Regions from separate parts of the Homo sapiens genome. Here all the other regions are linked to region 1. The links are chromatin contacts, found by Hi-C or POLR2A ChIA-PET in ENCODE. All regions are on one chromosome and are shown on one strand. The core of a region is the stretch at or near the end of the contact, and the rest is flanking DNA. Distances in the headings are between cores, read along the strand shown. Region 1 holds the start of TCF19 (transcription factor 19). Region 2 holds the start of DHX16 (DEAH-box helicase 16). Region 3 holds the start of NRM (nurim). Region 4 holds the start of PRRC2A (proline rich coiled-coil 2A). Region 5 holds the start of MDC1 (mediator of DNA damage checkpoint 1). Region 6 holds the start of DDX39B-AS1 (DDX39B antisense RNA 1). Region 7 holds the start of HCP5 (HLA complex P5).

Region 1 (2,950 bases), core at 127-2,626:
CTTTTCCTACTTCCCCAAAGTAGGAGATACCCCAAATTCACTTGCTTGTCTCAACCTGGTTCCTCATGGAACCCAAGCAACTATCAAGTGGAGAGAATTTACTGAAAGAGACAGACTGAGAGGGGCTCTGAGGCTTTACTCATACTTTCAGGATTCTGGGCAGTGCCTCTACCCTCCTCCTTAAGTTTCTATGGTCCCTGCTGCTCCTGGCCAGAGGTGAGAAAGGAGGTACACAGTGCAGGGGTCTTGAGCGCCATCTCCAGAGTTCTCTCCATGGCTCAGCAAGGCCTGAGGGAAGCCCATCCAGACACCAGCAGGCCATGACTCTTGGGTCCTTCCCTGTTAAAGTGCTGGCCCAAGGCCTGGCCCCAGCTGAATGTGGCCACATGCAGGGCTAGACCCTCCCCAAGACCTTGGGAATCCAGGCCGCCTAGATCCCCAGGCAGAAAAGCCAGCGTCCTGACATCTTATTCAAATCTTTCCTGCGGCTGTTCTCTCAGCTTCTCTCTACTATCCCCTTAGCTTCCATGCCTGCTGCCCGCCTCCTCTTTCTCGAGTCCTAACACATAGTGGGCACTTTAAGATCTTCCTCCCACCCTCCCACCCTCATTAATCTATTTTTTACCCGAATCTGGGATCCCTACTCCCGTCCCTTTTTACAACCTAATCTACCTTTTTCTGAAGGAATTATTCTGGTCCTGACCCTCACCCCCATCTCTCAATAGCCTGCCCTCGCCCCCTGTACGCTAGCCGGCTCTACTCTCCCACCACTGCTCCCCTAGATACCCGAGGCTTCACCCAGTTAGCCCGTGAGCTCTAAGGCTGTTCTGATCTCTTCATCTGTCCCTTCACCTGGCCCCTGTACCCCCTTCCCCTTTGGACCCCTTGAACCCTCCCAGGACCCCCGCTCAGCCCCTTCCCGCCCCCAACCGACTCTTCCCGAACGTCCCTTACCAACCGCGAGAGCCCCCTACTGCGCTTTGGCCACACCCCCTACGCCTCGCTCCCGGCCCCGCCTCTGCCCCTGACCGCGCCTGCGCAAGGCGGGCGCCCTAAAGTCCTATTTCACTCTGTTGGGAGGAGGGGGAAAGGTGTACGCAGGCGCAGTGGCGTCTAAATTTGGGCCCACTAAATGCGTCGGAGCATCTCCGCGCCCAGGCGGCTCCTCCTCACTGCGGCAACCCGGGAAAACTTGTGAACTAATCAGAAAAAGTGGAAGGCGGGAGATCTTGGGGCGCTGTCCAATGGCGCGGAAGAGAACACATGAGCTGGCCAATCGGGAACGGCACGGGGGCGGGCTCGCTCGGCGCGAAGTTCGGGCCCGGGAATTCCGAAGGAGGGGTAGGCGCTGCCCGCGCGCAGAGGCCGCGCCCCTCCTGGCCCCGGCTTCTTGGCTGTCAAACAGATGCAGCAACGTCGGCTCCTGCCGAGGAGCCCAAGGGGTCCCGGGATCCGCCGCACAGGCTGGCACTGCTTGAAGAGGAGGCTACTCGGAGACTGCGCCGCGCGGGTAGATCCGAAACGGGGCTGGGGCGGAGTGGGAAAAGGCCGGGTATGCCTTGCATGATCGCGGGGAGCTCCTTCCTGTTTTTATCCCACCTAGAGAAGCCGGGAAGTAGGGGTTTAGGTCCAATTTGTTGGAGTACTTAAGGACTCGTTTGCACTTTCTTTTGGGGGATGACAGTGGATTCATTGCCCTCGGAGGTTCAACCAGTTATGAGTGAGGGATTGGCCAGAAGATCGGGGCGCAGGCAAGCAGGAGTGCTCTATTAGGATAAGCAAGTTTGACAGGAAGAAGCTACTCTTCTCCGAATTACACAGAGGTGATGTGTTCGTATTGCACGTAGACGTGTGTATAACAGGACCTCCTTCCCCGCGCCCCGCCACCCCGACACACACAGGAGCTGCCTAAAGTATCCTTGCCTTGCAGATTGGAGGCTCCCCAAATATTTTGCGATCTGAGGATCCAGCTCAAGTGAGGTGCCATAGGACGTGTTCCTGAGTTTGCATTGCACGGAGACCTTCCTGGAATTTTTCATTTGCAAGTCGGCTTAACCAATTTTGCATTGAGTCCTAGGCTGCTTGCACTCTGAATTTGGGCTATTCAGGTAGTGTGCTCAAAGTTGAAACCGCATACAGCACAACTCAAGTTTGCATCAGACTGGGAAGCGAACTTAAGCCAGCGGTGCGTGGCCCAGGAGTGGGAAAGGAAATGGATGCCTGAAGTGGAAGAGGTGGTGCAGAGGGGGCACCGCCCATGCTGCCCTGCTTCCAACTGCTGCGCATAGGGGGCGGCAGGGGCGGTGATCTCTACACCTTCCACCCCCCCGCCGGGGCTGGCTGCACCTATCGCTTGGGCCACAGGGCCGACCTGTGTGATGTGGCCCTGCGGCCCCAGCAGGAGCCTGGCCTCATCTCTGGGATCCACGCCGAACTGCATGCCGAGCCCCGGGGTGATGACTGGAGGGTCAGCCTGGAAGACCACAGCAGCCAAGGTGAGCATTAAGCAGGGCAGCTTTGCCCCTGGGTGGTTGAAGCGCCAGGCTGGAATGAGTAAGGTCTCCACAAGACCCTGCTGCCTGCCTCCCATACTCCCATCAGATTGGATGGATGGTCGTGGTCCAGACCTTCATCTTCCCACCAGAAGTGTGCACAGTCAGAAGCTCTCTGCCAGACTGACCCTTTTTGGTCCCGTTTAGCTCATACAGGACCTGGGATATCATCAGAAAGATATCACAGTGGGGATGTTCTGAGGCCACTAGAGGCCAAGTTTAGACTTGATTCAGTTTCCAGCTTTGCTGAGGCACTCTGTTCCTGGGTTAGGGCAGTTCTATGTTGAATAATGTTTTTAATAATCTGGGCATGTCTTTCTCCGTGACTTGAGGCAGTTAGCCTCAGAAAGCCTAGATTCACATTTGAGTTTTGCCACTGCCTCTTGGTAAAGTCAGCT
Region 2 (2,950 bases), core at 302-2,801, 490 kb before region 1:
CTCCTGCCTCAGCCTCCCAAGTAGCTGAGATTACAGGCACATGCCACCACGCCCGACTATTTTTGTATTTTTAGTAGAGATGAGGTTTCACCATGTTGGCCAGGCTGGTCTCAAACTCCTGACCTCATGATCCACTCACCTCAGCCTCCCAAAGTGCTGGGATTACAGGCATGAGCCACCACACCCGGGCACAATTACTTAGTTTTAAACCAGCTAACCAGCATTCATTCTCTTTCTTCCTCATGGCTTCACCCCATCTTCATCATCCTGAATGGGGTTTTTTATTTTTTTTTACAGACAGGGTTTCACTCTGTCCCTCTTGGGCTCAAGGGATCCTCCCACCTCAGGCTCCTAAGTAGCTAGAAACACAGGTGCACACTACCACGCTCAACTAATTTTTAATTTTTTTGTAGGACGAAGGTTTCGCCATGTTGCCCAGGCTGGTCTCGAACTCCTGGGCTCAAGTAATCCTCCTGCCTCAGCCTCCCGGGGTGCTGGGATTACAGGTGTGAGCCACTGCACCCGGCCCCCTCTGTTAATTAAACGACTGAAAGGAAGTTCAGAAGATGAGGGGGGCCGGGCATGGTGGCTCACGCCTGTAATCTCAGCACTCTGAGGGGGCTGAGAGAGGATTGCTTGAGCTGAGGAGTTAGAGACCAGCCTGCGCAACACACCAAGGCCTCATCTCTAAAAATAAAAATAAAAATAAAAGATATTAGCCGGGGGTGGTGGCGCGCGCCCGTAGTCCCAGCTACCGGGGAAGATGAGGTGGGAGGGTCGCTTCAACCAGGGAGGTCGACGCTGTAGTGAGCCGTGATCTTACGACCGCACTCCAGCCTGGGCGACGGGGCGAGCGAGACTGTGTCTCTCAAAAAAAAAAAAAAGAAAGAAAGAAATGCAGAAACTAAGATCCCTACTGAATCGCAATCTGCATTTTAACAAGAACCTTGGATGCATGTTAAGAGTTCGAGAAACACCGTTCTATTGCGCTTAACCCGACACACCTAAGCCCTCCTCAATCTTCTCCACTGAGCTGGGCGTCCAGCAGCTAGCACAGTACCTACGCGACAACGGACAAAGAATAAGTGCTTGTGAACTGAGCTTTCTTAACTTCTCGATGGACCGTTAGGCCAGCCTCACCGGGACAAATCACAGGGCCCCTCCCCACCCCTGCCGACACCTTGTTCCAGAGTCTCAGGGCGAAGTCCCGGGCCGGCCCACTGAGATCCAAGGTATCAGTGTCTCGTAGGCGCTGCACGAACTCCTCGGCAGAGGTGCAGCGCTGTGCGGTACCGATCAGAAACTGGGCGACGTGCCGCTCGCTCAGCCCCAACACCGAGTGCAGCTCGTCCTGAACCCAGCGCTCCAGACCCGCCGGCGTCGCCATGGCGACTCACGCTCCCTGCTCCCGGCCCTGAAGCGTCGGGCAGCCGCGCTCACTGCTGGGCCGGTCAGAGGCCTGGAGCCCTCGGCTGGAGCCTCAGCTTCGCAAGTCAGCTACCTTGGGACCTCTAGGATCTTCCGACATCCCAAAGCTGTCTTCCCGTACCGCGGAGCCCGGAAGGGGCTGTACTTTTTCGGCCTCTAAGCACTACGGTGGCCGAGCGAGTTCAAACCTCGCGGAACCATACCTGAAAACTCGGGGTAATTCTTTTTTCTTCATTTCGCCTCTGTCCAGTTTCTCTGACGCCCCCTGATGGTCAGTCTGTGAGTGCTTCGCTCACGCATTCATTCAACAAGTGAAATTAATTTAATGGATGCCTAATGTGTGCTCATTGCTTTCCGTCCCTGGGATATAGCAGAGGACAAATCAAAAGTTCCTTACCAAATTTACATTTTGCGGTGGGGGAGGGACAGGATACATAATAAAGAAAGTATGGAAATTTTATAGAGCCAAAAACTATACAAAGTAAGGGAGGAATGAAATTCTATTTCAGATTGGAAGATCGGGTCCATGCTCATAAAACATATTAGCATTGTTGGCCGGGCGCGGTGGCTCATGCCTGTAATCCCAGCACTTTGGGAGGCCAAGGCGGGCGGATTATCTGAGGTCAGGAGTTCGAGACCAGCCTGGCCAAGATGGCGAAACCCTGTCTCTACTAAAAATATAAAAATTAGCCTGGCGTGGTGGTGTGCGCCTGTAGTCCCAGCCACTCGGGAGGCTGAGGCAGGAGAATCATTTGAACATGGGAAGCAGAGTTTGCAGTGAGCCGAGATCCCACCACGGCACTCCAGCCTGAGCAACAGAGGAAGTCTCTGTCTCAAACAAACAAAAAAGTGACCGTTGCTAGGACTGGTTTGCCTGCAGCAGGAGTGAAGACAGGTCAGGTATAAGGGAAGACCTCTAGGCAGGAAGAAACTGGGGAACTGGGGAAAGTTGTTAAAGACAAAATCTCCAAACTAAGGAACAGGCAAACTGTGTTCTGCATTTTTGCTTAACAGCTTGAGAAAATCACTGGTGGCTGCTTATTTAAAAGTAAGCAAGGCCAGGTGCAGTGGCTCTTGCTGTAATCCCAGCACTTTGGGAGGCTGAGGCAGGAGGATATCTTGAGACCAGGGGTTTGAGACCAGCCTGGGCAACAGGGTGAGACCCCACCATCTCTACAAAAAATTAGCCAGGTGTGGAGGTGTGCACCTGTAGTCCCAGCTACTCTGGAGACTGAGACAGGAGAATTTTTTTTTTTTTTTTTGGAGACAGAGTCTCGCTCTGTTGCCCAGACTGGAGTGCAATGGCACGATCTCGGCTCACTGCAACTTCCGCCTCCCAGGTTCAAGTGATTCTCCTGCCTCAGCCTCCTGAGTAGCTGGAATTACAAGTGTGACAAGCACATGCCATCACGCCCAGCTAGTTTTTGTATTTTTAATACAGATGGGGTTTTACCATGTTGGTCAGGCTGGTCTCAAACTCCTGACCTCATGATCCGCCCGTCTCGGCCTCCCAAAGTGCTGG
Region 3 (2,950 bases), core at 326-2,825, 470 kb before region 1:
AACACAGGGCCTTTGGGTATGGGCTCCCAGTACCGCATCACCAGCTGTGGAAGGATAAGGGGCTGGGTATCCCAGTGGCCTAGTCTGCCCGACCTTGGGAGACCCAGACCCAGATCTGCCCCCACCACAGGCTAGCCTGCAACTCTCCCCCACCTCTCTCCTAAGCATCACCACCAAATATTCACCATGTGGAGGGTGCGTGCTGGGTGAGGTCCCAAAGATGTAAGGATGGCCTGTCTCTACCCTGAGAACTTATAGAATAGATGGGGTGACCTGATAGCTACGCAAAGTAGTAGCCTGTGCCAACCACCCAGTGAAAAGACAGACAAGGCCTTCTCTTCAGACCTAGGGAAGTGGTTTTGAAGAAAGGGTAGGACTGAAGAGAAGGGATCTCAAGCAGGACATAAACAAAGTTGCAGAGGTGAGAAGCATATCTTGTGCTTAGGGAAGGACAAGTACACCCTTCTTGATAAAAAGTAGGATATGTGCTGTGGAGGAATGGAAGCTGAGATTAGTTCCTCAATTCTCCTCCTGAACCCATATTTTGCCCCTCCAATCCACGGCACCCCTCCCACACTTGGTCTCCCTTGGGGACTCAACTGCCAGGATTTCATACCTGCAAGGCCAGGGCCTCATACCTGCAAGGCCAGGGCAGTGCAGGCCACATACAGTGACCTCTGAAGGACCCCAAAGTACCGGGATGTCCATGCCTTCACTCTTTCAGCTGCCATGAGGCTGTGCTGCCCAACAAATAGAAGCAGGAGCCCCAGATCCCATGCCAGGGGGGCAAGGATGCTGCGGTCCTGCAGGGCAGCCAGCCATCCCTGGCGGGCATCTACAGGAAGTTGAGGGAAAAAGAGACAAAAGATCGAAACAGTGGCAGAATGTTTCCCCCACCCTCATCTCCTCTTGGATCCCCAGGCCATGTCCCTTACTGCTTTCAAGAGCCTTAATGCTTCCTCTCTAGGCTGTGCCCATCTCACTTTTCCATCCCTAGTTTCTGCCCTCTTCCCTAGGCCTCCTGCAAACCTGGGGAAGAGGATTTATAGAACACCACATGTTAGGCAGTTGCAAAAAGCATGGCTGGAGAGGCCACGCTGGATTGCCCCTCTTACTTCGGTTCTCCAAATGCTCCTTCTTTTTAACACTCTCCTCTCAACAGTCCTCTCTACAAAACACTTTACTTAGAATACTCCGGTCACCGCCCTTTTCGGCTCCCTCAGTCCTCACTCTCCCGCCTCTCCAAAACTCTAATCCTTGAGTTCCTAATTTAGAACTCAGGTCTCCCTCCCCTGTAGCTTCTCGGCCGCTTTCAAGGTTCGAGTTCCCTCTCTTGGACTTCCCCTGTCATTTGTTTCCAAGCCCCGCCCTCAATCCCTCTCCTACGGCTCCACCTTCCTCCTCCCAGTTCATCCTCGATCCCTCCCGCTCACCCGGACCACCAGACTCCGGGATCCCTCCAAGAAGTGGCCGAAGGGAGGTAAAGCGCACGAACTCCACTCCGGTGCCAAAGGCCAGGATGAAAGAGGCGAGGGCAGCAGGGATCAGGAGCAGTGCAGGGGCCATGGCGAGAAATGGAGGGGTGGGGAAAGGGGCGGGGTCGGGATTCCCGCTGCCACAGGCCCCGCCCGCGGCCCCGCCCCCGGCTGAATCCAGCCCAGGAGGGCGGGGCTCCTGCACGCCACCGCCAGGCTTCCGGCCCGCCTGGCGCAGCCTTCCCCATCCAGCTGTGGATCCGTCCTGGGATGCGTGTCCCGGCCTGCTGTCTCTCCGTCACAGAAGGGAATGTTAGAATCCCGAGAGAGAGCTGTTAAGGGTAGCGGCTCTGCAGCCGCTCACGTGGGTTGAATCTCAGCTCGTCTAGTTTTCCCATCTAAAATGAAAAGTTACTGTTTTACCACAAAATAAATTAATGTATGGAATACATTGTACAGAATACAATATACAGAATAAATTCTGTAACTTACTATAAAGTTGAGTTGTTGACTGGCCAGTTGCTAAGAATGGCAAATAACTTCTCTGTAAATACTGAAAGGTTTGTTGTAATAGTGCCAGAGATTGTTGATTAGTAACCACGAGAATAAACATGTTAAAATATTTGTGATAGTAACCTTTGTCAGAATTAAAGATCATGCAGCTAAGGACCTTGTCACAGTAGACGTACACATAGTAGGGACCTTAGATATCATTAGACTAATTCCATCAACTTATAGATAGAAGAAACAGGTCCAGAGAGATAATTGCCTGAGTTAGGAAGCTGCTAATCCTGTAGGCTAAGGGACCAGATAATTGCTGAGCAGCCTCTCGCAGGCTTTACATTCCTTCTCCGTCTCCTGGGCTCAGTACTCCCACCCTCCTCTGAATCAATGCTGTTGTATGCTGTACCAGACATCTTATGTTTTCCCTTGAATTCAGTCTCCACCCTGCTTTCTGCTTCAGTAAGTTGTCCCAAATGGACGGTATCAATGAAAGTCACAGTTTTTATTGAGAAAGTCCTCTCGCCGGGCGCGGTGGCTCACGCCTGTAATCCCAGCAGTTTGGGAGGCCGAGGCGGGTGGATCACGAGGTCAGGAGATCGAGACCACGGTGAAACCCCGTCTCTACTAAAAATACAAAAAAAATTAGCCGGGCGCGGTGGCGGGCGCTTGTAGTCACAGCTGCTCAGGAGGCTGAGGCAGAAGAATGGCGTGAACCCGGGAGGCAGAGCTTGCAGTGAGCCGAGATCGCGCCACTGCACTCCAGCCTGGGCGACAGAGCAAGACTCCATCTCAAAAAAAAAAAAAAAAAAAAAGAAAAGAAAAAAAAAAAAAGAAAGTCCTCTCTACACGACTGCTCTGTCCTCATCTTTTTGAGCTTGGAGGTGATCACAACAGAGCTGTGGGTACTAAGGCACTGCACTATTCTTTCTGATTTCCCTACACCCTGCCTACTTCTTTGTAATTATCACTTT
Region 4 (2,950 bases), core at 218-2,717, 460 kb after region 1:
TAGAGACGGGGTTTCTCCATGTTGGTCAGGCTGGTCTCGAACTCGTGACCTCAGGTGATCCGCCCGCCTGAGCCTCCCAAAGTGCTGGGATTACAGGCGTGAGCCACCGCGCCCATCCTTCTTTTTTTTTTTTTTTTTTTTTTTTTTTTGAGACGTAGTCTTGCTCTGTCACCCAGGCTGGAGTGCAACCTCCGCCTCCCTGGTTCAAGGAATTCTCTGCCTCAGCTTCCCGAGTAGTTGGGATTACAGGCGCCCGCCACCACGTAGGGCAAATTTTTGTATTTTTAGTAGAAATGGGGTTTCATCATGTTGGCCAGGCTGGTCTTGAACTCCTGATCTCGTGATCCACCTGCCTAGGCCTCCCAAAGTGCTGGGATTACAGGCGTGAGCCACCGCGCCAGGCCTTATTTCTCTACTTCTATAATATCCTGTGCATTATCTCCAGCGCCTTCAAATCATAGTCATTGAATGATCTGTTGAATGGGTATAACTCTGATGGGAGCAGAGAGTTCTAGAATCGGGTAGTAAGAGACAAAGGAGGGTAACAGTACTGCATTTCACAAAATGAAACCCATTGTTAAGAAATTACAAATTCCCAATAATTTCAAATATAAAAATTTATTCATGAAAATTATAGGTTATAAAATTAAATGTCCGTCTTAGTCGATGGTTGCCCATATTTTGATGAACGAGTCATTCCTAGCCTATCTTTGTTCAAATGATTTGCATACATTATGCAAATAGGTAGAACTGCCCGAAGAATGCCTACGCTGCGTGGTGCGGACGAAACGCTTCCCGGGGCCTTTGGATTGGTCTGTCTAGCCACCTCATTTGCATGACGTAATATAATAACTGGAAGGCCCCGCCCCTCTGGTGCATTTCCCCGCTCCAACCACCTCCTCAAACTCACGGCAAAGGGATGCGAGAGCTGGAACTCTTACCAGGCCTGCGGAAACTCAGCCCTCCGGCAGCTAATCCCGCCCGCCAGCCCCCGTCCTCTCTCTCTTTCTCCCTAGCTGAAGGCGCCACGGGCCGTGTGTCGTTGCCTTCCACTTTTGGCGTCCCAACGTCTCTCCGCTCCCATCTTTCTACTAACGTCCGACGCACGCTCCGCCTCTTTCTCCCACATTCGTCGTGTAAATTCTGCGTCCCAACCGCCCAGCCGACCTGCACCGCATTCCCGCCCCCTCAACACGGCTCAACGGCCGACGCTGGGGGCCCGCCTCCTTAGCCAATCGGGGTCCTAGTGCCCTTAAGTCCCTCCTCTTTATGCAAATAACCTCCGCATGCTCCGCGCGCCCGGCCCTTTTTTTTTTTTTTTTAAACTAAAGACAGCCCTGGAAGTAGAGGGTTAGGGTAGAAAGTGCCCCGCCCTTTATGCAAATTAAGGGGCGTGTCTAGGCGCGGAGGGAGGTGGGAGGTGGGAGGGGGTGCTCCCGGGGGCGGCGGTTGCCCGGATGGGCCGTTAGTCGGGGCTCAGCCGCGGAGTGAGCGAGGGAGACGGGAGGAGCCGAACCCGGCGCCATCCGCCGCCATCCTCCCCCGCCCCACCGCCATCCCGTCCCGGGGAGCCCCTAGGCCCGGGTCCCGGATCCCCGCGCACCCGGCCAGGTGAGTCTGGGTGAACCGTGCGCTGACGCCCTTTTCCGGCGCGGGAGAGGTGGTGGCGGTGGCGGTGGCGGCGGCGGCGGCGGTGGTGGGCCGGGGGGAGGAGAAGCTGCCATTAGCCGCCGCCATTTTGTCCTCCTGCTGCCGGGCCTGCTTGCCCCTCCCCCTCCGGTACCTCTACTCCGGGACCCGCACCTCCGGCAGTTCATTCAGGATCCGTAGTCTGCCCCTAACCACCCACCGTCTTGGCTTCAGGGGGTGACCCCTGCGCCTGGGTCCGTAACTCCCTACCCTCCGCTGCGCTCCTGGCTTTTCACCCCCATTTGTGGGCCCCCTCCCCGGCTGCCGCCCCGTGGTGGTGGGCCGCGCCCGACGGTTCTCTCGGAAGGGCGCTTTTCCTCCATATTGGACCCCCTCCTATCATCCAGCGCTGTGTTCCCCCCTCTGGACGCCCCTCTTCGTGTCGAGCCACTCCCACTCTAGAATCCTGCTTTTATCCCAGCATCTTTGCTTTCTATGTTGCTCAGTCGCCCTATGTCTGCTTTTTCATTTTTCCTGTTCCTCGTCTCCTTTCTCCCCCAACCCCGTTTTTCTTCTTGGGCCTCTGCCCCCTTACTTCGTTGTCTACATCCTTTTTTTTTTTGCCATTCCTGTTTCCATATATTTTCCACCTGCTTTCGTATTCATTATTTTCTGTTAGTTTTGGTCTATTCGCTACATGACTCTTGTATTCGTTTTCCCTTCATATATTTATCTTCACAGATTGGCCTCCTCAAACACCTACGAAGCAACATCCATCTTATCTCTAGCTTGTCATAAAGTTCTTTCTCCCCAATTTTAGCTTTCATTCTGGGCCTGTCTGGATTTCCCTGCTTTCTTCCCCACTATTTCTCATCTCTTTACACTGTTCCCGTCCATAAACGAATGCCTGGTCACTCTGGAATGGACTGAGAGACCTGTCGTCCGGCTTGCTTAGGGAGCTGGAGGTATCGAGTAAAGAAACACTGGTGATGGACATTTTTAATGAGGATAGGAAAACGAAGATGGCTCTGGCCTTGGCCCTCTGTTTTCTGGCCCATGGTTACAGGGTGCTAAGGTGGCTCCATAATGCTTTTTCTCAGTTCTTCATATGGTAAAACAGTATTTCATCTGGAGGCGATTTTTTCCAGGAGCCAATACAGGAGCAAGTTTAGGAAAAGATGGGATATTTCAAATACTTGAGGTTCCTATAGCCTGGGAGTATGTACAGCCCTAGTTGTTCTATGAGGATTTCTCTGGTACCAACCCCCATTCCGGCTGAGCAAGCTCATAAAATCCTTAAACTCCCAGCATACCTTCCTGC
Region 5 (2,950 bases), core at 273-2,772, 440 kb before region 1:
AAGCACTGTTCTAATTACTTTATATCGACTCTGACTCATTTAATCTTCACAAGAACCTTGTAAAGTAGTATTACTATCTTCCATTTCTTCAGATAAAGAAACTGCAACATAGCTGGGTTAAGATTTTCAGATCTCCTTGAAACATACATAAGCATATATAAGGTTAAGACTTGCCCCAAATCACTCAGATGTCTCTCCTCTAAAATCTTGATGGTTTTTCGTGCACACAGAATAAAATCTAAACTCCTTAGCGAGACCCTCCATGATCTGAACTTCACATCTTGTAACGCCTACCCCTCGCCCGCAAAAGCCTATGGTTCAGCCAGACATTTTCCCCAGTCTTCGAACACACTGTTCTTGTCTTCCCACATCTTCATGCCTTAGCCCAATTCCTTGGCTTTTTCCCACCTAGTTTTCTGGTCCAACTTCTACCATCCTTTAAGATTCAGTTCAAATGTCACTTTCTTTCTTTTTTTTTTTTTTGAGATGGAATCTCGCTCTGTCGTCCAGGCTGGACTGCAGTGGTGCTATCTTGGCTCACTGCAACCTCTGCCTCCAGGCTTCAAGCGATTCTCCTGCCTCAGCCTCCCGAGCAGCTGGGATTACAGGCGCCCGGCATCACGCCTGGCTAATTTTTGTATTTTTAGTAGAGACGGGGTTTCACCACGGTCTCGAGCTCCTGACCTCAGGTGATCCGCCCACCTTGGCCACCCAAAGTGTTGGGATTACAGCAGTGAGCAACCGCGCCCGGCCTCAAATGTCACTTTCTCAGCAAACCCTTTCCTGGCGTGTTCCCTGCCTTCTCGTGTTCCTGGTGTATCCTGCCTGTTCCACAGTGGTCAATGGATTTGTGCTTACTCTAAGATCTCTCGCTATATTGTAACCATTACTTTCCATTTCTGCCTTCACACTCACCCACCTCCAGGACTGGATTAGGGGAACCGTGTCTTTCCCCTAGGGTCCATCATATTCATTCAATGGTTATGGTATACCTGTTTGAAGTATTTGGTATACATCTGTGAACCAAACATGAAATCGACCCTGCCCTCGGGAAGGCTCATCACCGAGCCTACTGATGAAGGAACAAATGAGATGGAAAGAAAATAGCATAAATGGAATTCACCTGAAAATATGCCACTCTAGAGGGAAACTGTTGACAGGTAGGGAAAGTAGGATGCCCCATGGATAAAGTGTCAACTCCGTCTTTATGACAGGCCAACTCAGCGGGTGCCCACCACGCTTGGCTCCAATTCAAAGAGCCACCATCTTTGGTCCCCACCTCAGTGGGTTCCCTTGTGGCCCGACGTCTCCCTGTGTCTTCATACCTAAACTCGGAGCGGGGCGCCAGGTAAGGATGAGTATTACAGTCCGAGAAGCGAACTTCCAAGTCACCTCCGCCCAGTCGCACCCAAGGTACGCCCCTCCCGCCTTCTGGGGGAACCAAGATGGCTCCCGGGGAGCCGTGGGCCAGGCCCCTAGAACTCACCTACTTTAAGTCCCCGCGCGCGCCACCAGTAACGGTCGCGACCCAGGTGGAGCGACTGCGTGTGCCGAAAAAGAGCTTATTTGCTGATTGGCTTCTGCCGCTGTCTTTCACAACCGCAGCCAGTCGAGCGGAGGCACACCCAAAGCCCCGCCCCCTTAGAGTTCAAATAGGTGGTGTCTCCCAGGCTGCTGAGATCAGTTAATGAGACGGTAATTGAAGGCCGCCGTGCGCCAACAGAATAATGCACGTCGATTGGGCAGCTCCAAGGGACAACCCACTACCGCTTGCCCGCCCACCACCCACTTCCCGCGCAGTTCCAAACCGCGACCAGAGAGTCTGGCGCCAGCTGCCGGCAACGGATAGAGGGGCTGTGTCATAGACGTCCGACGTGTCTGGTAAGGCCAGAGCGCCTTTCCTCGGTCCTCCTAGACATGGTGTCCGCTGACTCATGAGAAATGAAAGTGGGTTGCGCGTTGCAGTCGTGGCTGGAGGCTGCAGTTTGGAGAACAGCCCGTAGGCGTGGCAGTTCACTCCTGTTGCATTGGAATTTCATTTCCTTTTGATTTGGTTTGTAGTAGAAGTAATATCTTTCTTCCTGGGAATACGTCTCTGACGGACATTTTGAGGTCATTTTCTTAAATCCAAGATCCTAAAGATCTGTAGTCGAACAGAGAAAACTGGTTTGCTCTCTGTCTTAAAGGCTGTCCCCACCTTTCGAGGGGCGAGGGAAGGATCATAAAATCATTTATTTTTATTTTTTAATTAACTAATTTATCTATTTTTTGAGATGGAGTTTTGCTCTTGTTGCCCAGGCTGGAGTGCAATGGCGCGATCTCGACTCACCGCAACCTCTGCCTCCCAGGTTCAAGCGATTCTCCTGCCTCAACCTCCCAAGTAGCTGGGATTACAGGCATGCGCCACCACGCCCAGCTTATTTTTGTATTTTTAGTAGAGACGTGGTTTCTCCATGTTGGTCAGGCTGGTCTCGAACTTCTGACCTCAGGTGATCCGCCCGCCTCGGCCTCTCAAAGTGGTGGGATTACAGGCGTAAACCACCGCATGCGGCCATCTATATTTTATTTTTTGAGACGGACTTTCGCTCTTGTTGCCTAGGCTGGAGTGCAATGGCGCGATCTCGACTCACCGCAACCTCCGCCTTCTGGGTTCAAGCAATTCTCCTGTCTCAGCCTCCCGAGTAGCTGGGATTACAGGCATGCGCTACCACGCCCGGCTAATTTTGTATTTTTAGTAGAGACGGGGTTTCTCCATGTTGGTCAGTCTGGTCTCAAACTCCGGACCTCAGGTGATTCTCCCGCCTGGGCCTCCCAATGTGCTGGGATTACAGGCGTAAGCCACTGCGCCCGGCCTATTTTATCTCACAATAAGACATGAAGAAAATGGTAACTATAACACTTGCATAATTCATAAAGTCCTTTCTGTTGGTTATCTCAATTCTGTGCACAA
Region 6 (2,950 bases), core at 133-2,632, 380 kb after region 1:
TTATAAATTCTTGATCTGAAAGTAACAGTGAGGAAATAGAATAGATAATAAAAGGTAAAATACGACTAATAACTTAGTAAAGTGGAAAATGGAGATGACAAGTAGAGTCCTGAAAAGTCCTCAAAGGAAGACTCCGCTTTCCCTATTATAATCCCACCGTTATGGATGCCTAACTCAGCAGCCATCAGTCAAGGGTGATAGATGAGGGTCATCACTGCGCAAAGCGCTCACCTTTCGAAAAGAAAACATCATATGGCCGCCGTCCACCTCCCATAGCTCTCAGCCTCCCACTTCTCAGTATCCTCCCTTCCGCTGTTTAAGCAAGCCTTGTGTAATTAGCATGGGGGGGAGGGGCGGTGCAAGACAAATGGCTCGGCCACAAAAAAACAAAATTCATGTCTCCACCCTACAATAAGAAAGCTAATAGGTGACAGAGAAAGGCAATCCCCGCCCAGGCTTTAACAGGATCTTTACCAAGTGGTCTCACATCACTGTTACGCTACGAAGGTGAGACTCCTTTTGGAGAAACATACAATGACACCAATCGTATCGTAAACACTTGGAAGGCACTCCAAATTAAGTTGGGCAAGTCAAGGTGAGAAAAATCCAACTGGGCCCAGAAACCAGCTCCTCCTCCCAGTCCCACCGAGGGCCGAGAAAGAGCTCAAGAAAGGACAAGGAAGGTGAGAAGAGCCCCGCCCTCCGCAAATACCAAGACCAAGGGACGCCGAGCGCCGCCTCTCATTGATGCTGAGGCCTCCAATATGAGAAGAACCCATTGGAAGAAGGGAGCAAAACGAACACAATGGCGCCGAGGACACCATCTTGGATTGGGTCCCCCCTTAGCTTCCCTTCCTTCCCCCAGGAGCTCTTTGCTCTCGAAAGGGATGCAAGCTAAGGAAATAGCGAACCAACTAGGCCCCAGCGACCAGACCATCGCCTGTGAAAAGGGTATCAGGAACCCATGTGACGGGATGGGTGCGGAGAAGCGCAGATGGAAACGGATTGTAGCGAAGGCCAAAGCTTACCTAAACAGGGAGAGCGCGTATGGCGGCAGCAACAGCGACGAAGGAGGGAAATCTGCCTTCACTTCCGGTTGCAGGCTTCCCTCTACTCCAGCCTCCCGCCTTCTTGGCTGCAAGAGCGCAGGCGCAAGGGACCGGAAACAGGGCCTTCCGCGGTTATACAGATCCGTGCGCTCCAGGCTTGCCTTTGGAAAATGCCTGTCTGAAATTTGTTTTAAAACCGTTTCTAACTTCACTGCTACCGCCAGTAACAAAAGATATAAAGGAAACTAACGTCTCCCCCCCACTGTTATCTTTATTCTCTTATCCTACTCCTCTCCATGCCCCTCATCTCTTCGTTTAGGTTTTTGCCACGCAGGTCTTCTCTGTAGGCACCCCTCCATGGATGCGCGAGGAACGAGTGTGGCGAAGGCTGCGAGTTCCCACGGGGTCCTTGGCCCGGTAGTGAAGGTGACCTGAGGACTGCTGGGCACGCACTAGGAACCGGCAGGCCCTAGCTGAGGGGAGGGAGGAGGGAAGTCTCAGGGAACTGGATTGCTCGGGGGTGTTTCCCGACTCTTTCCCAGTCGTGGGGCTGGTGGGCGGTATTTTCCCAAAAGGATGCTGTCCGAGGTAGCTGATGCCCTAGGGCCAGTGAGTCAGGAAGGTGTTCTGAATCCGAGCGGGAAGACGGGGTCTGGATTCGGCCCCAAGTGTTAATAGTAGGGCTTGAGGGTTATACTACATTCCATTAATACTGTTTTTGTTTTTGTTTTGAGACAGAGTCTCGCCCTGTCGCCCAGGCGGGAGTGCAATGTCCTGATCTCGGCTCACTGCAACCGCTGCTTCCCGGGTTCAAGCGATTCTCCTGCCTCAGCCTCCCGAGTAGCTAGGATTACAGGCGCCCGCCACCACGCCCAGCAAATTTTTGTTTTTTTAGTAGAGACGGGGCTTCACCCATGTATGACCTCAGGTGATCCACCCACTTCGGCCTCCCAGAGTGCTGGGATTACAGGCGTGAGCCACCGCGCCCGGCCCATTAATACTGTTAATTCGAGCAGAATGTTCTTGGCCCCGCCCCAACAGCCCCATTGTTCAACCTGGATTTTTTTCCTGAATGAAACATTTGCTATCCCCGTCTTTGAGATGGGGAGCTACAAAAGTAAGACCTGATGTCCTGCTGTGTAATAAAACAACAAACGTTTGGCCCTCTCCCTGTTAACATACTTAATCATTTAATACTAAGGAGTAGGTACCGTTATTCTCATCTTATTGACAGAAGCGAAGCAAAGCAACATATCTCAAGCAGTACGGCTGGTGAGGTTACAGCCAGGATGCAAACATCTCTCATTCTCTATTGTATTCTGCCTCCCTGCTCAAAGAATCTGGTTAGTAAATACACTGCAGGTTACCTTATTGGTTCAAATTCTTGGTGAAGTAAGCTTGTCTTCAGTGACAAATGAAGTAACTAATTCAAGAATGGTGTCATAGAAGGTATTTTCCCAAGTATCATTTAATTTATTCAAAAGTATTTATCAACTGCCTCCCTTGTGCCACATGTTGTCCTAGGATCTGGGGACACAACGGTGAACAGCCCTGTTCTCACAGTGTTTACATTACAGGAAAGAAAACACATAAACACAAATATAATGTCAAGTATCGATAAGTGGTCAGGGTGCAGTGGCTCAGGCCTGTAACCCAACCCTTGAGGAAGCCGAGCCCGAAGGATTGCTTGAGCCCAGGAGTTTCAGACCAGCCTGGGCAAGTGAGACCCCATCTCTACAAAAAATTTTAAAATTAGCAAGGCATAGTGGCACTCGCCCGTAATCCCAGCTACTCAGGAGGCTGAAGTGGGAGGATCATTTGAGTCCAGGGGGTCAAGGCTGCCGTGAGCTGGAACTCCAGCCTGGGCAACACAGCAGGACCTTGTCTCAAAAAACCAGTAG
Region 7 (2,950 bases), core at 139-2,638, 300 kb after region 1:
GTGAGGGGCTCCTAGATAGTTTCAGGATGGAGGCTGCTTGCCAGAAACACCAGCTGTGATTAGAGGATTGGAACTTTCACTGCCATCCCCATCCTCTGGGGAAGAAAAGGGGGCTGGAAGTTGAGCTCAGTCATCAATGGCCAATGATTTCACCAATCTTGCCTACACAATGAAACTTCCATAGACACCTCTAGACAGTGAGTTTTGGAGAACTTCCCAGTTGGTGAGCACATCCGCATGTCCACGTGCTGGGAGGACGGCACACCTCATCTCCATAGAGACAGAGGCTTCTGCGCTTATATCTTTCTGTAAGGCAGACACCCTTGTTTCTAGGAGGGACCTAGGGTGGACTGTGGATTCTTTCTCTGGGGCAAATAAAAATGTAGAATCAGAAAATTCAGGCACTTTGCACTCCTCATGGGACACTCCAGCAGCACTCACGTGACCATCCTGAGAATGGACAGGACACCTGAGGTGGGGAAGGGAGCACAGAACCCAGACACCAGCCTGGACACAGGCACCTGGGATAATCTCCTATTCCTTGGAAAGTTCCAGTATCTGAGGGAGGAACAGTGACTTCTGGTCCTGACCTGAGTGGAGACCGAGGGACTCAGAAGAGCTGGAATCAGACCCCCACACACACTGAGTATGAGTCAGAGAACAAGGCCTGAGAGAAAAAGTCACAGTGCCCAAGACTGCTGCAGGGGTCAAAGGGGACTGCTGATCAGTGTTCCAGGGATTTGCTCCAGATTAATCTGAGTCATGGAAAAACTGCCTTTCTTTTGTTTCTAAACAAATACCTGCAAAGACAAAAGACCACATAAATCCCCAGGTGCACAACTTTTTCAGATTTAAAGAAAAAACAACCCCCGTCTTTCCCTCCATTCCCAGGAGAAGCTCACTCTGTGGCATCAAGCTGCCTGGGTGAGCTCTCTTCTAGAAGAGTCCAGGGGGACAGGCAAGGAATGGGAGGCAGGAAGTCCAGTTCAGGGAGGGGGATTCTGGGATGAAAAGTGAAGGGAGAGGGACTGAGCCCATGCTGAGGGTTTTTCTCTGGTTTCTCAGACAGCTCCGGGGCCAAGATTCGGGGAGACATTGAGACAGAGCGTTTGATATAAAAGAAGGGGGTAAGAGCCAAGTCCCAGGGCCCGGAGCTTGGCTCTCTGGGCTTCAGGCCCCGAGGGCGGTGCCTGGGATGGGCCGGCTCAGCTTTGGGGTTTCCCGAGCTCCGCTCTCTCTCTTCCACCTTTCCCAACCTGTGTCAGGTCCTTTTACCTGGATACTCATGATGCGGCCTCAGTTCTCACTTCCATTGGGTGTTGGGTTCCTAGATCAGCCAATCAGTGTCGCCGCGGTTCCTGGTTCTAAAGTCCTCGCCGGCCCACCGGGACTCAGATTCTCCCCAGACGCCAAGGTTGCGGGTCATGGAGTCCCGAACCCTCCTCCTGCTGTTCTCGGGAGCCGTGGCCCTGATCCAGACCTGGGCAGGTGAGTGCGGGGTCGGGAGGGAAAAAGCCTCTGCGGGAAGGAGCGAGGGGCCCGCCCGGAGGAGTAAATCTGCACATATATTTAATTACAGATTACAATTACAATCAAGGCAGAAATGATCTCATTTTTACATTACAACTCTGGAAAAGGCAATAGACTGAGATGCAAGTGTGCCCCCAAGTGATGGGCAGAAGGAGAGAAGGTGTTTTGGATGCATTCTAGAACACAGGTAATCTAAGGAGAGTTGATCAAGGCCGTGGAAGAGTCCTCCAGCCACTATTGGCCATCAAAGGAGTCCTCTGTGTCCCAGGAATGGTCCTGCTTTGGTGTCCCTGGTGTGACCCATCACCCGCTGGGAACAGCCTGAGAGAAGTAGGGCCTCTGCACCAATGCTGCTGAGGATGTCAGAGCACAGGAACGAGGCCTTGGGAAATTACCTGGAAATGCGACTGAAATCTTCCTTCCTGAGGGGTCTGGGCTCTTGGAAATCAAACCCTCTCAGGTTGGGTGGCTGGACGATTCTCCTCACACTTACAATGGGACAAGGGGAACCAGGAGGCCCCCAAGGGGATCCCTGGGTTCCACACGAACTCCTCCTACCCTCATTGTGTGACAGCAGCCATGCCTCCTCCTGGGGATCAGGATCTATTACCTGTGCCTGGAGAGGAGGGGACTCCTCTTCTCACCCGCTGGTCTCTGGACACATACTGTCCAATTCCCCTGTGGCAGCTGTAATGTGTAGTTCAATGGGCACTCATTTGTCCCCTTTTAAGGGTACCCTCCTTTAGAATCCAGGACCTTCTACCCTGCAGAGTGTGGTTTTGGGAGAGAAGTGCAAAATCCCACGACAGGTGAGTTGAAGGAATGGGATATGGAGCCACATCCACTTCCACCCCTTGGTATCTGGACCCACGTGTTCTTCCTACTGAGATTACAGAACTGTAGAGATGTCTTTGATTTTTAAAATGCACCATGTCCTGAAAGATGGCACCCTCCCACCCGCAGAGTGCTTCCTGCAAGCTGGCGTTGAGCTGTGCCTATAGAAGCTCTTTTCAACATTCTTTATGGCCAGCAGCCCTTGGTTGGTGCAGATGGTGATAGGACCAGTGGGTCCCACAGCATGGCCACACTGCACCTCCTTCGCTGTCAAGTGGGTCCCCCACGAAGATACTGCACGGAGAGCAGTGCCAAGCCTGTGGATCAGGAATATCAACAGCCCCCAGAGAGTGGTGCTGGCTGAGGGTCTGAGAGCAGGACAGGAAAACCCACCTATGGAATAGGTGCCTATCCCTGTGAAGATGAACCTCTGGCCCTTCCAGGATGGAAGGAGTGCAATGTAGTCAACTCCTCACTTAGGGTCTGGTTGGTCACCTAAAGAAATAGAGCCCTACCAGGGAAGATCATTGGGTTCAAATGCTGATGAGTAGGACATTTAGAGGTGGCAGTGTCTGGATCTACCTTG

Evidence for each region. A loop is a pair of places that touch in the nucleus more often than their neighbours do. ChIA-PET counts read pairs that join two places held with the same protein, here RNA polymerase II (POLR2A). Pooled maps may share reads with other maps.
Region 2: a loop to region 1 is called in a pooled map, with 2.8 times the contacts of the local background. The contact joins the promoter of DHX16 here to the promoter of TCF19 in region 1. A Hi-C loop is called at or near these places in 1 of 168 maps with a recorded cell type or tissue (naive thymus-derived CD4-positive, alpha-beta T cell), 1 of 37 single-sample maps with no recorded cell type and 8 of 50 pooled maps.
Region 3: a pooled map shows a loop between it and region 1 (5-fold over the local background). The contact joins the promoter of NRM here to the promoter of TCF19 in region 1. A Hi-C loop is called at or near these places in 1 of 168 maps with a recorded cell type or tissue (naive thymus-derived CD4-positive, alpha-beta T cell), 1 of 37 single-sample maps with no recorded cell type and 8 of 50 pooled maps. POLR2A ChIA-PET finds 5 or more read pairs at or near these places in 1 of 52 experiments (activated T-cell).
Region 4: a map of naive thymus-derived CD4-positive, alpha-beta T cell shows a loop between it and region 1 (19-fold over the local background). The contact joins the promoter of PRRC2A here to the promoter of TCF19 in region 1. A Hi-C loop is called at or near these places in 1 of 168 maps with a recorded cell type or tissue (naive thymus-derived CD4-positive, alpha-beta T cell), 1 of 37 single-sample maps with no recorded cell type and 8 of 50 pooled maps. POLR2A ChIA-PET finds 5 or more read pairs at or near these places in 1 of 52 experiments (H1).
Region 5: a pooled map shows a loop between it and region 1 (12-fold over the local background). The contact joins the promoter of MDC1 here to the promoter of TCF19 in region 1. A Hi-C loop is called at or near these places in 2 of 37 single-sample maps with no recorded cell type and 10 of 50 pooled maps. POLR2A ChIA-PET finds 5 or more read pairs at or near these places in 2 of 52 experiments (H1 and activated T-cell).
Region 6: a loop to region 1 is called in a map with no recorded cell type, with 36 times the contacts of the local background. The contact joins the promoter of DDX39B-AS1 here to the promoter of TCF19 in region 1. A Hi-C loop is called at or near these places in 3 of 37 single-sample maps with no recorded cell type and 10 of 50 pooled maps. POLR2A ChIA-PET finds 5 or more read pairs at or near these places in 4 of 52 experiments (BJ, HCT116, HEK293 and 1 more).
Region 7: a map of B cell shows a loop between it and region 1 (2.8-fold over the local background). The contact joins the promoter of HCP5 here to the promoter of TCF19 in region 1. A Hi-C loop is called at or near these places in 1 of 168 maps with a recorded cell type or tissue (B cell) and 11 of 50 pooled maps. POLR2A ChIA-PET finds 5 or more read pairs at or near these places in 2 of 52 experiments (OCI-LY7 and activated CD4-positive, alpha-beta T cell).

Annotation. Positions count from the first base shown.
Region 1 is chr6:31,157,213-31,160,162 of GRCh38, forward strand. It overlaps TCF19 (transcription factor 19), which reads left to right and starts at 1,377. Exons shown (of 4, transcript NM_007109.3): 1 at 1,377-1,510; 2 at 1,685-2,495. The coding sequence starts at 2,258. It overlaps CCHCR1 (coiled-coil alpha-helical rod protein 1), which reads right to left and starts at 590. Exons shown (of 18, transcript NM_001105564.2): 1 at 173-590. The coding sequence starts at 388. RefSeq lists enhancers at 1-331, 332-832 and a silencer at 2,056-2,239.
Region 2 is chr6:30,671,455-30,674,404 of GRCh38, forward strand. DHX16 (DEAH-box helicase 16) reads right to left here and starts at 1,552. Exons shown (of 20, transcript NM_003587.5): 1 at 1,181-1,552. The coding sequence starts at 1,387. RefSeq lists enhancers at 1-71, 1,267-1,863.
Region 3 is chr6:30,689,409-30,692,358 of GRCh38, forward strand. It overlaps NRM (nurim), which reads right to left and starts at 1,576. Exons shown (of 4, transcript NM_001384369.1): 1 at 1,434-1,576; 2 at 639-835; 3 at 1-44. The coding sequence starts at 1,566.
Region 4 is chr6:31,619,248-31,622,197 of GRCh38, forward strand. It overlaps PRRC2A (proline rich coiled-coil 2A), which reads left to right and starts at 1,468. Exons shown (of 31, transcript NM_004638.4): 1 at 1,468-1,611.
Region 5 is chr6:30,715,759-30,718,708 of GRCh38, forward strand. It overlaps MDC1 (mediator of DNA damage checkpoint 1), which reads right to left and starts at 1,523. Exons shown (of 15, transcript NM_014641.3): 1 at 1,487-1,523. RefSeq lists enhancers at 172-919, 1,668-2,415.
Region 6 is chr6:31,540,922-31,543,871 of GRCh38, forward strand. DDX39B-AS1 (DDX39B antisense RNA 1) reads left to right here and starts at 1,383. Exons shown (of 2, transcript NR_133675.1): 1 at 1,383-1,475; 2 at 1,788-2,217. DDX39B (DExD-box helicase 39B) reads right to left here and starts at 1,082. Exons shown (of 11, transcript NM_004640.7): 1 at 1,029-1,082. It overlaps ATP6V1G2-DDX39B (ATP6V1G2-DDX39B readthrough (NMD candidate)), which reads right to left. Exons shown (of 13, transcript NR_037853.1): 3 at 1,029-1,227. SNORD84 (small nucleolar RNA, C/D box 84) reads right to left here and starts at 257; the gene lies at 180-257. RefSeq lists enhancers at 512-1,711, 589-1,510 and a silencer at 824-1,739.
Region 7 is chr6:31,461,792-31,464,741 of GRCh38, forward strand. It overlaps HCP5 (HLA complex P5), which reads left to right and starts at 1,389. Exons shown (of 2, transcript NR_040662.1): 1 at 1,389-1,488; 2 at 1,580-2,950. It also overlaps the pseudogene HLA-X. RefSeq lists enhancers at 684-1,883, 1,161-1,455.